Regions from separate parts of the Homo sapiens genome. Here region 2 is linked to region 1. A link is a contact called in ENCODE Hi-C data. All regions are on one chromosome and are shown on one strand. The core of a region is the stretch at or near the end of the contact, and the rest is flanking DNA. Distances in the headings are between cores, read along the strand shown. Region 1 holds the start of VIM (vimentin). Region 2 holds the start of COMMD3-BMI1 (COMMD3-BMI1 readthrough).

Evidence for each region. A loop is a pair of places that touch in the nucleus more often than their neighbours do. Pooled maps may share reads with other maps.
Region 2: a loop to region 1 is called in a pooled map, with 5 times the contacts of the local background. The contact joins the promoter of COMMD3-BMI1 here to the promoter of VIM in region 1. A Hi-C loop is called at or near these places in 2 of 168 maps with a recorded cell type or tissue (naive thymus-derived CD4-positive, alpha-beta T cell and vagina) and 7 of 50 pooled maps.

The regions. Positions count from the first base shown.
Region 1 is chr10:17,223,046-17,229,490 of GRCh38, reverse strand. It overlaps VIM (vimentin), which reads right to left and starts at 1,250. Exons shown (of 10, transcript NM_003380.5): 1 at 967-1,250; 2 at 1-215. The coding sequence starts at 68. VIM-AS1 (VIM antisense RNA 1) reads left to right here. Exons shown (of 3, transcript NR_108061.1): 1 at 1-146. RefSeq lists a silencer at 2,557-2,771.
Region 2 is chr10:22,312,894-22,319,338 of GRCh38, reverse strand. It overlaps COMMD3-BMI1 (COMMD3-BMI1 readthrough), which reads right to left and starts at 2,951. Exons shown (of 14, transcript NM_001204062.2): 1 at 2,783-2,951; 2 at 1,344-1,455; 3 at 1,171-1,234; 4 at 1,033-1,067; 5 at 321-380. The coding sequence starts at 2,921. It overlaps COMMD3 (COMM domain containing 3), which reads right to left and starts at 2,951. Exons shown (of 8, transcript NM_012071.4): 1 at 2,783-2,951; 2 at 1,344-1,455; 3 at 1,171-1,234; 4 at 1,033-1,067; 5 at 626-686; 6 at 477-533; 7 at 321-380. The coding sequence starts at 2,921. RefSeq lists an enhancer at 2,404-2,703 and a silencer at 2,974-3,093.

The sequences.
Region 1 (6,445 bases), core at 1-2,500:
CGGCTCGCGGTGCCCGGGCCGCCGAACATCCTGCGGTAGGAGGACGAGGACACGGACCTGGTGGACATGGCTGCGGAGGGTGGCGATGGCCTGGGCGGCGGCGGTGGCGCGGACTGGCTCCCGGAGAAGAGGCGAACGAGGGCGCGGTGGGTGTGGGTGGTGGGAGCGCGGCTGCGTCTCTGGCGCGGGGACCTCGGAGCGAGAGTGGCAGAGGACTGGACCCCGCCGAGGGCGCTGTTTTTATAACCCCGTTAGGAAAGAGGGTCCCCTCCCACTGCCATCCCAGCCGCGGAGCGCGCCAGCCAATAGGGACCTAGCGAGAAGCGGGGAGGGTGGGCGGGTGGGGTGGGGGCGCCCTCGAGCCTTCCTGCTCCGGGGCCTGGGACTGGGCATGGTCCCGTTACTTCAGCGCTGGGCTGGGACTTTTGGGGGCTTTCCGGATGATAGTCTGAGCTGGGCTCACCCTGGGGTGCTGAAAAAGGCGGGGTCGCGCGGTGAGGGGGGGGTCCGCCTGGGACTGAACCAGAGGGGTCCGGTGGCACCACGCCAAAGGGGCGTGGGAGGAGGTGCGCGGCGGTCTCGGGGCTGCGGTCAGGCGGGGAGACCCGCGGGCAAAGGAGCGGGAAGAGGAAAGAGTAAGGAATCCCTCAGATCTGAAGTCGCGGAGAAAGAAACAAAGAGCGCCTGAGATTGGAACGCGGGGTGGGGGCGCGCACAGCGCAGGAACGCAGGGCTCAGGCCTCGCCGCAGCCTCGCGCGCCGCCCGCTTGGAAAGGGGGGCTGCTCCGGCCCGCGCCTCTGTCCATCGACTTGCCTTGGCGGAGAGATGTTGGGGGGAGGGGAGGTTCTGTCGAGGGACCTAACGGGCTCAGTCCAGCTTCGGACGGCGGGAGTTGCGAGACGGCGGTGGCAGAGGAAAGCCCGAGGGAGAGGGGTGGGGTCGCTTAGTCACCGGCGGTGACTCACCGCGCCCTGCTGTCCCGCCGATTGAGGGCTCCTAGCGGTTTAGGGGAAACCGTTAGACCAGATTGATTCAAGTCTCAGCGGGCTCCGCGCGCGCTGCTAGTTCTCAGTGCTACCAACTTACAGCTGGGCCATCGCCTTGCTGTGTGCGGTCGGGCCCTGTGGGGGACAAGAGCGCCCCTAAGTTTTTAATAACTCGCTAAAGCCTGTCTTTGCTCGAATGTGCGGACTTTTTGTTAGCAAGAAACTTCTGCAGCCTTTGGAGAGGCGCCATACGTGGGCCTCCCAGATCACGATTGCACCGGGAAGGTTTTTCTTGCAGAGTCCCCGCCCCCGTCCCTCTGGTCTCCTCTCGCTCTTCCCCCTCCCCCCATGAAACCACACCCAACTTTTTAAACAAGATCTGAAAATTCTGGGTGAAAGAGGAAACTCGACGTCCGTAGTTTCAAAATAGAACTCAGTGATCAGTGGTTTTTACCCTGGTGGAAGTCATTAAAGGTATAATATGAGCCAGTTAAAGAATTAATTAGGTGTTGCTTAAAAACCCCAATTTGATTAATGAGTTCAAATGAAAGGCAATTATGTAACACAAATGACAGAATCTTTGGCGGCAATAGATTTATGTGTTAATTTTAGGACAGCAATGCACAGTACAGGGTTCACGGTGATTTGTCTGGGAAATGCCATAGGTCCTGTTTTCCAAAAGAATTCGTGCAATTGACCTTGGGGTGAGGGGGATAAAACTGTCTACGCAGCAAAAAACTTCGTGTCCAAGACATGGAGGGAGTGTTCAGATTCGGTCACCTTAACCTTTCTAGGGAAATCACTCAATTCAAGGGCTGTTGTTTCAATATTAGTAACGAGCAGAGCTGAGTACTTACCCGCCAAGGGAGATAAAAGGAGACTATGTAAATCAGTCTTCTCGTGATTTAGTAGCAATTGAAAAGGCACAGGTTTTTTTGAGTATTTAGATTTATGGTGTACTGAAAGGATTAACTGCAGAACCACTGTAAAATTGATTCTGCAGTGGATAGGAGAAAAAAAAGTATTTCTCTCTTTTTTTTTGGTGGCGGCAGGGGGTACTGCAGGTTACTTGGTATTTAAGAAACATAATTTAGAGGTAAATGAAGAGCGTATTCTGACTTCTTTGGACAAGCCTCTTTTAGGCAATATTTTGTTTACCTTATCCCAGTTCGTTCTTGCAAATGGTGCTTGCCAAGGTGGAATTACAGGACTCTCTACTGCCCAGCTCGCCTGCTGGGGCTTTCTTTTATTCTCTCTTTCACTGGGAGGCTGCAGGTCATTCCCCAAGAGCATTCCTGGGGCTGGGTGCCCTGGAGGACAAGCCTATGCTCTGAGTTACATCTTGCTTTCTGAGAGCCCTTTATTCAAGCCACTGCTCAGCAAATGCCACCATTGTGAGTGTGCCTGGAACCCTTAGAATGAGAAAAGTGATCTCCCTATGGGAGGAAGAGAGTGTGGAACTCACTTCTACGTGCAGTGCCGATCCCAGGGCAATGCGACGCTTGCTGACTGACTCACTATGGAAAAGGAGGACAAGGCATTGGCGAGGTGTGGCACTGTGCCCTGCTGGTGCCCATAGCCGATTCCTCAGGGCTGCGGTGATGTCTCCTGGAATGGGCACTGGTCCTCTTCATCATCTCAGGGATAGGTAGCTCCTCCTTCCAACCTGTCCCCATTCTGAAGTCTCTGGGCTGTGATAGGCTGCTCTCTTGTCACAGACATATGTTTGTTTGATGCATATAGAATGTATAAAAGTGTAGGTGTTCTGTAGTCCCAGCACTTTGGGAGGCCAAAGCAGGAGGATTGCTTGAGATCAGGAGTTTGAGACCAGCTTAGGCAACATATATATATGAAACCAAAAAAAGCCAGGCGTGATGGTGCACACCTGTGGTCCCAGCTACTTGGGAGACTAAGGCAGGGGGATTGCTTGAGCCTGGGAAATTGAGGCTGCAGTAGGCTGTGCACACCACTGCACTCCACCCTGTGCAACAGAGTGAGAACCTGTCTCAAAATAAAGTATATGTATGTACTACACACACATATACATACGCACATATACAGCGTTCAATGTGTTTTTCCTATTAGAAAATGCCATTGTTTTTGGTGGGCTGCAAGAGAAGTGAAAGTTGCAGAAACACTTTCATTCATTCATGTAGAATTCATGAGACTTAAGAATTCATTTCATTCTGAGATAAGATATACAGTGCCTCAATCAATGGGTGATAGTTTTCAGTCAGGGAGATCAATGAATCTGAACTCACATCCTTGAGTGAGACAACTCAGCCTGCTCTCTATGCTACTGTGTTCTTAGGTATCTTTTGGGTACACAGACATAGCTTTCCCGGGTTTTGTGTTTATTTTTTAATTGCTATGAAAACCTATCTGAGAAGTATTTTCAAGTGCTGGACTGGGAAGCTGCTTTCAACACAGCATGATGCAAGTTGCATATAAATAAAGACGTGGTGGTATAATTCATAGGCCAGGCATAAACACTACCACATCTAAATTACCAACAGTGATTTTGGAATTTGCAAGCTGTCATGATGTCAGTTGAATTGGGTGACTTAAACTGACGGACCAGCCAGCCGTGTGGACAGAAGCTTAGTGGCCTATGGAGGCTTTGGGAAAGCTGGCTAGCCATGCCAAGAGAACAGCATCTAGCAGGACTGTTTGGATGGAATGTTAGAAAGAAGAAGGAGGGTACACTGAGAGCATGAAAACCATAGCAAAACCTAAAATCCATGGAAATACAGGTAATAATAATAAATAGTATAATAGGTAATGTCGATGCCAACTGAATGACAGACACTGTGTATATATTTAATTTAACTTGATGCACTCACACCCTCCTGCAAGATAGACTTGATCATCCATTTCACTAATGAGGAGCCTAAGATGCAGGCTAGCAATTTTCTTGTGGTTGTATGACTAGCAGGGGTGGGAAGAAGGGGACAAGAATTTGAATCGAGGCCTTTCTGACTCTAAATGCACTTCTCTTTTCTGTTTGCCTTGATAACAAAATTTTGCTTACTATCAACCAGTTCAATTCACAAATATTAAGTGCTGGACTTATCATTTAGGGACCTACTGTGTTCCAGGAACTGAAGAGATGGGATGATTAACACAGATCTTGCTGCGAAGGGGCATATTTTTAGAGGAATTTGGCAGACAGCTATAACACCATGTTTACGATGTAAAATGATGTAAAAAACAAAATCAAATGACGTAACAGTGATCATACTATGTAAGAAGGGAGATTTGTTTTCACCTGCATTCTAAAACATTACTTTCATTAGTGAGTTAAAAATTTTCATTTAGATTCCATTTTGCCTCTTAGGAGGAATCACATTCAAGACTGGGTTTAGCTCGTCTCACGCCCTAAAGCCCATGAACCACCATCGCTTCCCCTGCCAGCTTCCCTGTCTATTCAGGGCAATACAGCAAAACAACAAGATTGGAAACTTTCATCATTGCCACTTCCTAACTAACTCTTCCATCTCAGATCCAATGGGTATCATGCCCCGCTCTTCCTGGATCCACTCCTCTGTTACGTTGCTGTCACTCAGATCCAAGCCATTTCATACCTCCTTCCTGCAATACTGCAATTGGCTTCCGTTCCTCCATGCTTTCTTGCTTTCTTTCTTTTCTTTTTTTTTTTTTTTTTGAGACGGGGTCTCGCTCTGTCCCCCGGGGCTGCAGTGCAGTGGCGCGATCTCGGCTCACTGCAAGCTCCGCTTCCCAGGTTCACGCCATTCTCCTGCCTCAGCCTTCCCAGTAGCTGGGACCAAAGGCGCCCGCCACCAAGCCCGGCTAAGTTTTTGTATTTTTTTAGTAGAGACGGGGTTTCACCGTGTTAGCCAGGATGGTCTCAATCTCCTGACCTCGTGATCCACCCGCCTTGGCCTCCCGAAGTGCTGGGATTACAGGTGTGAGCCGCTGCGCCCGGCCCCTCCATGCTTTCTTTTCTGCCACCAATGCATCTATCTTCAAGCCATCACCCCTTTTTCTTTAAAACTTATATATATATATATAGAGAGAGAGAGAGAGAGAGAGAGAGACAAAGGCTTGCTCTGTTGCCTAGGCTGGAGTGCGGTGGCGCAGTCATAGCTCACTGCAGCCTCTTAACTCTTGAGCTCAAGTATTCCTACTGCCTCAGCCTCCCTAGAAGCTGGGAGTGCCATCCATGCCCAGCTAACTTTTTATTTTTTGTAGAGCCAGGGTCTTGCTATGTTGCCCAAGCTGGTCTTGAACTCCTGGGCTCAAGCAATCCTCCAGCACTGGCCTCCCAAAATGTTGGGATTAAATGTGTGAGCCTCCACATTTGGCCAAAAACTTCCTTCTTTAAACTTCTTGGCAGGAATTGCTCATTTCCTCACTGGAATGTAATCTCCCTAAGGGCAGGTAGGAATTTTTCTCTCTTTTGTTGACTATTGTATTTCCAGTGGCTAGAGAAAAGCCAGGCACATCTGTCGAATATATACATTAATACATGAGTAGTTCATAGAAGGAAGAAATATAGGTGTGGGGCTAATATTTACTGGTGCTTATTATGTTTAAGCATTGTGCTAGTCACTTTAGACATGACTGCATTTAATCTTCACAAGGTATCGTGATACACAACTTTTATTCTTTTACTCCAAACATACTTATTGAGTATTTGCCATGTGCCGGGCAGTCTGGTAGACACTGGGGAAGGGACCAAAGCAGGTATGGCCCAAAGCCTCTTGGAACATAGTGTTGAGTCTGCGTATATGTATATGATACAGAGAGACAATACTCGTAAAGGAACAAACAAAATGATTGCAACTGGTGATAAAGACTATGAGGGAAACAGAAATTTTCCTGCAGAGGAGGTTGAGGATCATAGTTAACTAGTGGCCTTTGGAAGTTATGTCAAGTATATATATCTATCCTCATTTTCCACTGTTCCCCACAAGCAGCAATTTCAGTAGAACCCTAAGCTCCTTCTTCTTCCATGAATATAGTACATTTCCCCCACCCTCAGGTCTTTCCTCATATTCCATTTAACAGATAGATGTATTCATATTTTTTTGCACTGCCTGCAATGTTTCTTAGTATATTTCAGTAAGTAAGGTGCTTTTTGTGCCTCTAGGGATCTCATAGCTTTGTATAAGGATTAGAAAGCAGGTAAAGAGTTGGAATACATAGCAGAATGTGGTAAGTGAGTGCTGTAGCACAGATAGGATAAAATGCTAAAGAGCATAGGTGGAGAAATAATCATTGCAGCGCTATTCACAATAACAAAGACATGGAATCAACTCAGGTGCCCATTAACAGTGGATTGGATAAAGAAAACATGGTACATATACACTGTAGAATATTACATAAGCATTAAAAAGAATGAAATCATGTCCTTTGTAGCAACACGGATACAAGTAGAAACCATAAACCTAAGCAAATTAATGCAGAAACAGAAAACGAAATACTGCATGTTCTC
Region 2 (6,445 bases), core at 1,702-4,201, 5.1 Mb before region 1:
GCCATGCTCTTAATTTTGTTTATCTTATTGGACCAAACTCATCATGAATAGAAGAAATTTACACTAAACACTACAGAAGTTTATTTCAATCAGCAAGAACAGCAAATACAGACCAATTCTCTATTAATAACATCTTAATTTCAAGTGAAGCCTATCTTAAAATACTACTTTTGATGCCCCTTTCCCATTAAATCCTTAACCAATCTTCATTATCTGCTGACAAATGGTTAGATTAATTTTCTTTTGAACTTCCCAAGAGTATAACTCTCAAGTAAACATTTATAAAAAGACAGGAATATTTATAGATCCTAATACTGTACCTGTAATTGTTCCATGCTGCAACTAAAACTAATCTCTGGATAGGATGGGGAATCAGTGTTCTAGGGCAGGAAAAAAAACACGCAACAAGAAACGCTGTTTATTTAAATCAATGAAATTATAAATTTCATTATTGGATAAGACTTATCTATAAATACCTGTACACTTAAGGTCACCAAATATGCAGGTCTGTACATCCTATGAAGTTGATTGGTCTAAAATAACACAACAAACACGCAACAGCTTTTAACTCTAGGTTTTAAGAAGTTCCCTAAATCCCCCGCTAGAGAAGTTTCTTAAACTTTACCTTTATCTGATATTCCAAGCGCCAAGAAACATCCGTTATATGAGGGAGAGATCTGCCTATACTGAAAGATGCAATGATAACTTCGTACATAGTCTCCTCAGAAGAACTTTTCAGTTATTTATATTTACTAAGAATGGCTCTACTTTCCACCCCCAACTCCATTTTAATCCATTCTGAATTTAAACCATTGTTAAACTTTATTTTTAAATTATGAATGGTAAAGGAGCATTTCAAAATCATCTCAATAAACGATCTTTAAAAACATGAGCTTAACTTCAATTGCTTGACATGCCCTTTGGCTCCTTTTCTTTGGGTCAAGATCCCGAAGATCTTGTTTCACACCAACACTCTCCATTCATACCTGCAAGTGAAAAGTGCCTCAGCTTGACACCTTATACAGTACCTACCTTCCCAGTAGGATTTCTAGGGAATTCTTATTATTCTGGAGAGAAAAAAGAAAGCAAGAAAGAAAGAAAAAAAAACATCTTTACAAACAAAGTAAAAGAAAAATAGTACTGTTAATTAAAAATTTTAAAGTAAGTAACCTGATATTCCGTGCAAAACAGTTCTATTCGCTCTCTGTCAAATTTACAGTCTTCTAGATAAGTGCTAGAAGAAAGAAAAAAAAAGCCAAAGTTCTGTCTCCATTTTTAAAACTGAAATTGAAATCATTAAGGTAGTATTTGAAAATAAATGGATATTTAAATAAATCCTGTACCTTAGAGTTGACTTGTCAGCTCGGTGCTTTCCTGCCTCTAGTATGTAAGTTGCAGCTGCTGCATGACAATGTTTTAAAACCACTGGGTCGATATGTTTCAAGTCTGGATGATCTAAAATAAATTAACTTCCAGTGATGCCTATGATAATAAATTCTTTACAGTCATGTTCCAAAAAGGATATTTTAATTTGGGTTTAAAAACCCTTTAACAAGATTAAAAACATCAACTATAAGGACAGTCAATTATAAGTAAATGAGATGAGCAACAAGATCAAGTGAAAAACAATAAAAAGAACACAACAAGAACTCTACTATTACTAGCTTCAATTAACTTATTTTGCCTTAATATTTTTACTATTAAAAAATATTATAGCCCCCAAAGAAAATATAACAATGCAATGGTCATTCTAACACTGGAGTAAATTCAAAGGAAAAACAAGATAAATATTTTACATTGTGTCAATTTTAGAATAAACTTCCATCCTAAAAATGATGAGTTTAGGGTAACCGGCTCCATGAACAAATACATCAAGGGGGTAGAAGGTAGGGCATGAGTTCAGAATATAAGATACAAATTTCAAAATTATATTAGTACTTTCAGGGTTTGACAGTCATTTTTTTTTTGAGATTAACCCAGGTGGTGGTTACTATTTTCGTTTAAGAACTTCCACTTTCATACTTTTTGTACAAGTGTTTAGTTCATGAAACTACAGAAAAAAAACAAAAATTTGAATTGTTGGGATATTTATATTTAAGAAAATCATCTAAAAGCGATCGGTCTTAAAATATGTCTTCAATCCATACTGACACTGCACCTCCGCAGTCACTGACCGGATCGCTTAAAAGACACTCGCATCCTGGTAACTGGGGCGGAACAAAGTATTGTGCATCATAGTTTAAGGTTCTAGGCGTAGAACCTGTGTAAACATGCTGAACTAGAGCGCTGGAGTGATCATAGCAACTTGAGGTATGCTCTAAGTTGGCAAATGTCAACACTGTCTGACCTAGTAATTACTTCGGAAACAGACCCTTAAACCTTTGCTAGCCTAGCCCTGGAAGCTTGAATTGCAGGGAGCTCCCCAGATGAAGTCCAACTGTCAAAACAGCCGCAGCCTCAGACAAGGCTAAACACCTTAGATGTTTAGGCCACAAACAAGACTTGAACACCGGCTTTACAAAAGAACAAAGAGACTGGGAGGGAAACCGGGCCAGGAACGTGGAGTTGGCTCTATGCAGGTGCCAAGTGGGGCCAAAACAATGCTCAGAGTCTGCTCCGAGTCCTGGCAGAGCCACGTCCCCAACACTCCGTCCGGAGCGAAGGGCAAAGCCCGGAGACTTCCTCTTCCCGGGGCTTTCCCCTTCTCGCTCCGCCGGCTCCTCTTCTCCGAGCGCCCCTCCACCCCGGCGGATCCAGCTCCGAGCCGAGCCGAGCGGCTTACCTAACACGGCCTCGTCCGCCTGGGCGTCCAGCAGACTCTGGAATGCCGCCCGGAGGAGAAGCGTGAAGGCGTTGGAGTCGAAGGAGCGGGGATCCGCCAGCATCTGGAAGCCTTTCTGCACAGACTCCGAGAGCTCCATTGTGAGCGCGCCGTGACCTTCGACACGCACACCACGTGACACGCGCCGCGCGCTCAGCTGATGCGGCCGCGCGCGCACGCGGCTCGGGGCGGCTGGCGGCGGCGCGGGCTGCGGGGCCTCCCCGCCCGCCTCCGCGCCCGCGCGCGGGTCCCGCGCCCCCAGCCGCCGCCTACGGCCTCCCACCGTTTCCGTCCAGCTCTCGCTTGTCCAGCGCAGGCCGCGGGAGCTGCCGAGCCTTGGCGAGAAGGGCGGCCTCGGGCGTTTTGTGGACGCGCTCGGCGCTTTCTCCTTGGTTCGGCGCTTACCTCGGACGGCCACCAGCTCGGTTCCCTGAGAGACCCCGGGGAGACTGCGGACGGTGTCGGGATCCCGGCCCCCGCCTCCCGCAAACGGCGTCCTCCCCGCTCCTCGCTCTGCGCGAATCCTGCGGGAAGCTCCGATCTCAGGCAACTGGATTTTGCTTTTGTGGTTTTTTGTTTGTTTTGTTTGTTTTTTAGCTCACCAGCTTAACCTCGCAGCACTGCCCTTTTATGAGACTGTAAGACATCTAATTATGTGATTCTTGCTTATTTTTACTTTTTTTTTTTTGTCATTTCTGGAATACGGCAGTAGTGTCCTTCCTGCATGGGGGGTGTGTACACATGCACGCATACATAGAGTTCCTGTATGCACTGCACTCCAGCAATCGGATTAATAAATTATTCATGAACAGATTTGACAGGATTATTAACAATTTTATATGCCGCTGCAAATAAAGCCAACTGCCATACACATTTTGTGCTACTCACCACATCTATGGGTCCCGTTTTAGTTGCTCTATAGAATCTGCATAAATACGTTTTTATTAAACAGCTACCTTAGTAAAGTACAGTTAGGAATGGCAAGATCTTTATTAGAAGTGAGTTACTGTTTAGGATGCTCATACCTTTAAAGATTCAAATACTGTATAAAGTTTAACTTCCTCTCTATTTCTACGAAGTTGGTTTAGAGAACAAGAATGATTCTTTAAAAAACCCGTGAAGCAAAGTAGATTAGGTATTTTTAATCAAAAGCACTTGAAAAGTTAAAAAATGCAAGTTCTTGAAGGGTGGAGGGAAGGGATGCGGAACAACAAAGATGTTTTAGTCTTCAGGAGCGATTATTTGCAACATTAGACCCAAAGTGAAACATTATTTTCTTTTTCTAACTTAGATGTCTGTTTTAAAAATTTTTGATGGATACAGTTGACATTTACCTTGGCACCAATACATAAAGTGTACCTCATTTCACAACAGGATGCAAATGGAGTAAGCATCAGTAACAGATTGAGTAACTACTCAGCCCTCCTTTGAAAGCTTTAAAAGGCACGTGCAGTGGCTCCTCACTCGGTGAGAATATAGTAGCAGTGAAGGATTTAAAAGTCTCCCTAGAGTCTTTATGAAACAAGCACCTATTAATCATGTTCATCTTTTCTTCCCATCACTCATCTTCCTAATTTGTTTCTCATTAGTAGTAAAATGTCAGTTGAAAAACTTCATGATACCTGATTACATAGAGAATAGTCAGGACAGAGTTGTGTAAATGTTCAACAATATTAACAACACCCAAGCTTATTATGTTTATTACACATGTATTTTATGACCTAGTGTAACGTTGATTATTAATACTCTAATAGAATTTGAGTTGATAACTCTAATACTCAATTTAGTGTCAAAAAAGAGAGTATTAATCATGGACATAGATTTTAAAATATTATTTTAAAAGAAAAATAAACACAAGTGGTTGTCAATTTGTGGGCATGAAAGTTAGGAAATTCAGAAGGATTGTTTCCATAATAGCTGTCATATTACTTTGTTGCCCATGTATAAGTACTTTCTCTTAGAATGTTTCCTCCTCTTAGGCCTAAGTATATTCATGTGTTAGGCCTAAGTGATGGGCACATTTTAAGCTCACAAAAATTTTCACCATAATGTGTTCTAATGCTAGAAAAACGGAATTTTCCTACTACAGGTATATTTATTTAAACTTCCTTTGAAGGAGGCACAGGATCGAGTGTTTCAAACGTGTGTCTTTGACAAGTCATTGAAATACATGGAAGTATGATCATCAAAAGGCATGACTACCCAGATGTAGACTCTCTTGGTTACAGCCATAAAGATCAATGCATTTTATGTTAGAAAAACTACATATGAACATATTCTGAAAGTATGAAAATACTGTTTAAAATTTTGCTTTACTCAAAACAGCATTGGAACTTTGACTAAACTTTAAAAAATTCTGCATGCTCAAAGCCAGTAAACTAAATTTGGCTTCCCAAAAGCCTTTTAAAAGAACAATTATGTGCAGCTGAAAACAACAAAATACAGATGCAACCATCTTCACATTAACAATATATCTTGCCTCCTAAACTGCAAATATTAGGTAGACAATGCTGATAAATTTATTTTTCTTTTTGAGAATCTAGAAATCATTTGAAGAACTAGAAGTTACCTTTTTAAACAATGTTTTAGAGTTTCAAGTACATTTGATATCCTTTGAACTGGTTAATATTTTTAGAAACAAATTTAATATTGGTCCCTTTATTGTGATTACAATTAAATAGGCTAGGGCTTTTACCGGATCTATGTGGTCAGCTTTTCCCACAGGCCTCATTGCTGCATTTGTTAGTGTTATGAATTACAATATTTTCTTTTTCAGATTGTATAAGTACTTTTGCTTTTGTGCAAATAACGCTGAAGGAAGATATTCCTTTAGATTGAAGAGCTCATGGAACTCCATGGGGAGAAAAAATAATAAGTTTAAGTGCCATCGAGACAAAGACTAGTTTTAACTGGCTTATATATTTATTATATATTCTAGTGGGGATCTGTTTTATCCCTGCCTGCTCATATGCTACAGAGAAGAAAGTTTAGAACACTTTAGAAACTACCTCTAAATAAGAAACCATTCTCTCTGTGTTCCCTAACACCGATGCTTTGATGGTTACTTTAAACTCTGAGATATTTGTTAATGAAAATAGTCTTTACTGTTTTAAAGCTATTTTAACCACAAATGGACAGTTGGAAGGAGTATTTAACTGAGTTATATATGACACTTGAGAGTATAAGTCAAAAACTGTTTCAGTGAAGTTTATAAAACCTGTCTATATTCTTTTATTAAATAACTTGGCAAGGCATAGTTTGTGACTTGGAATTTGAATGGTCAAGTTTTTGCACATTCATGATCACAGAGTTCAGTGGTCTCAAATTGCATCTTATATCACACTGTGAGACACCAAACTGAGTATTCAGAGGGGACAGTAAAGCTTTTATTTTCAATTTAAACATGTAATCCAATCCCTAATTATTTCTAAACAGTCATTGCTGCAATAATTGATATGGACAAATATAACCTTTTCTCACATTGTATAGTTTAATTTGCATATGTGGATTTAAAAATGTGTGAGGGAAATGAAATACAAATTACATTAAATAAACTGTAACCACAGGGTTTAAAATTAATGATACAGTGTTCTCTAAAACAGATAACTTACGCTTATGATTTGG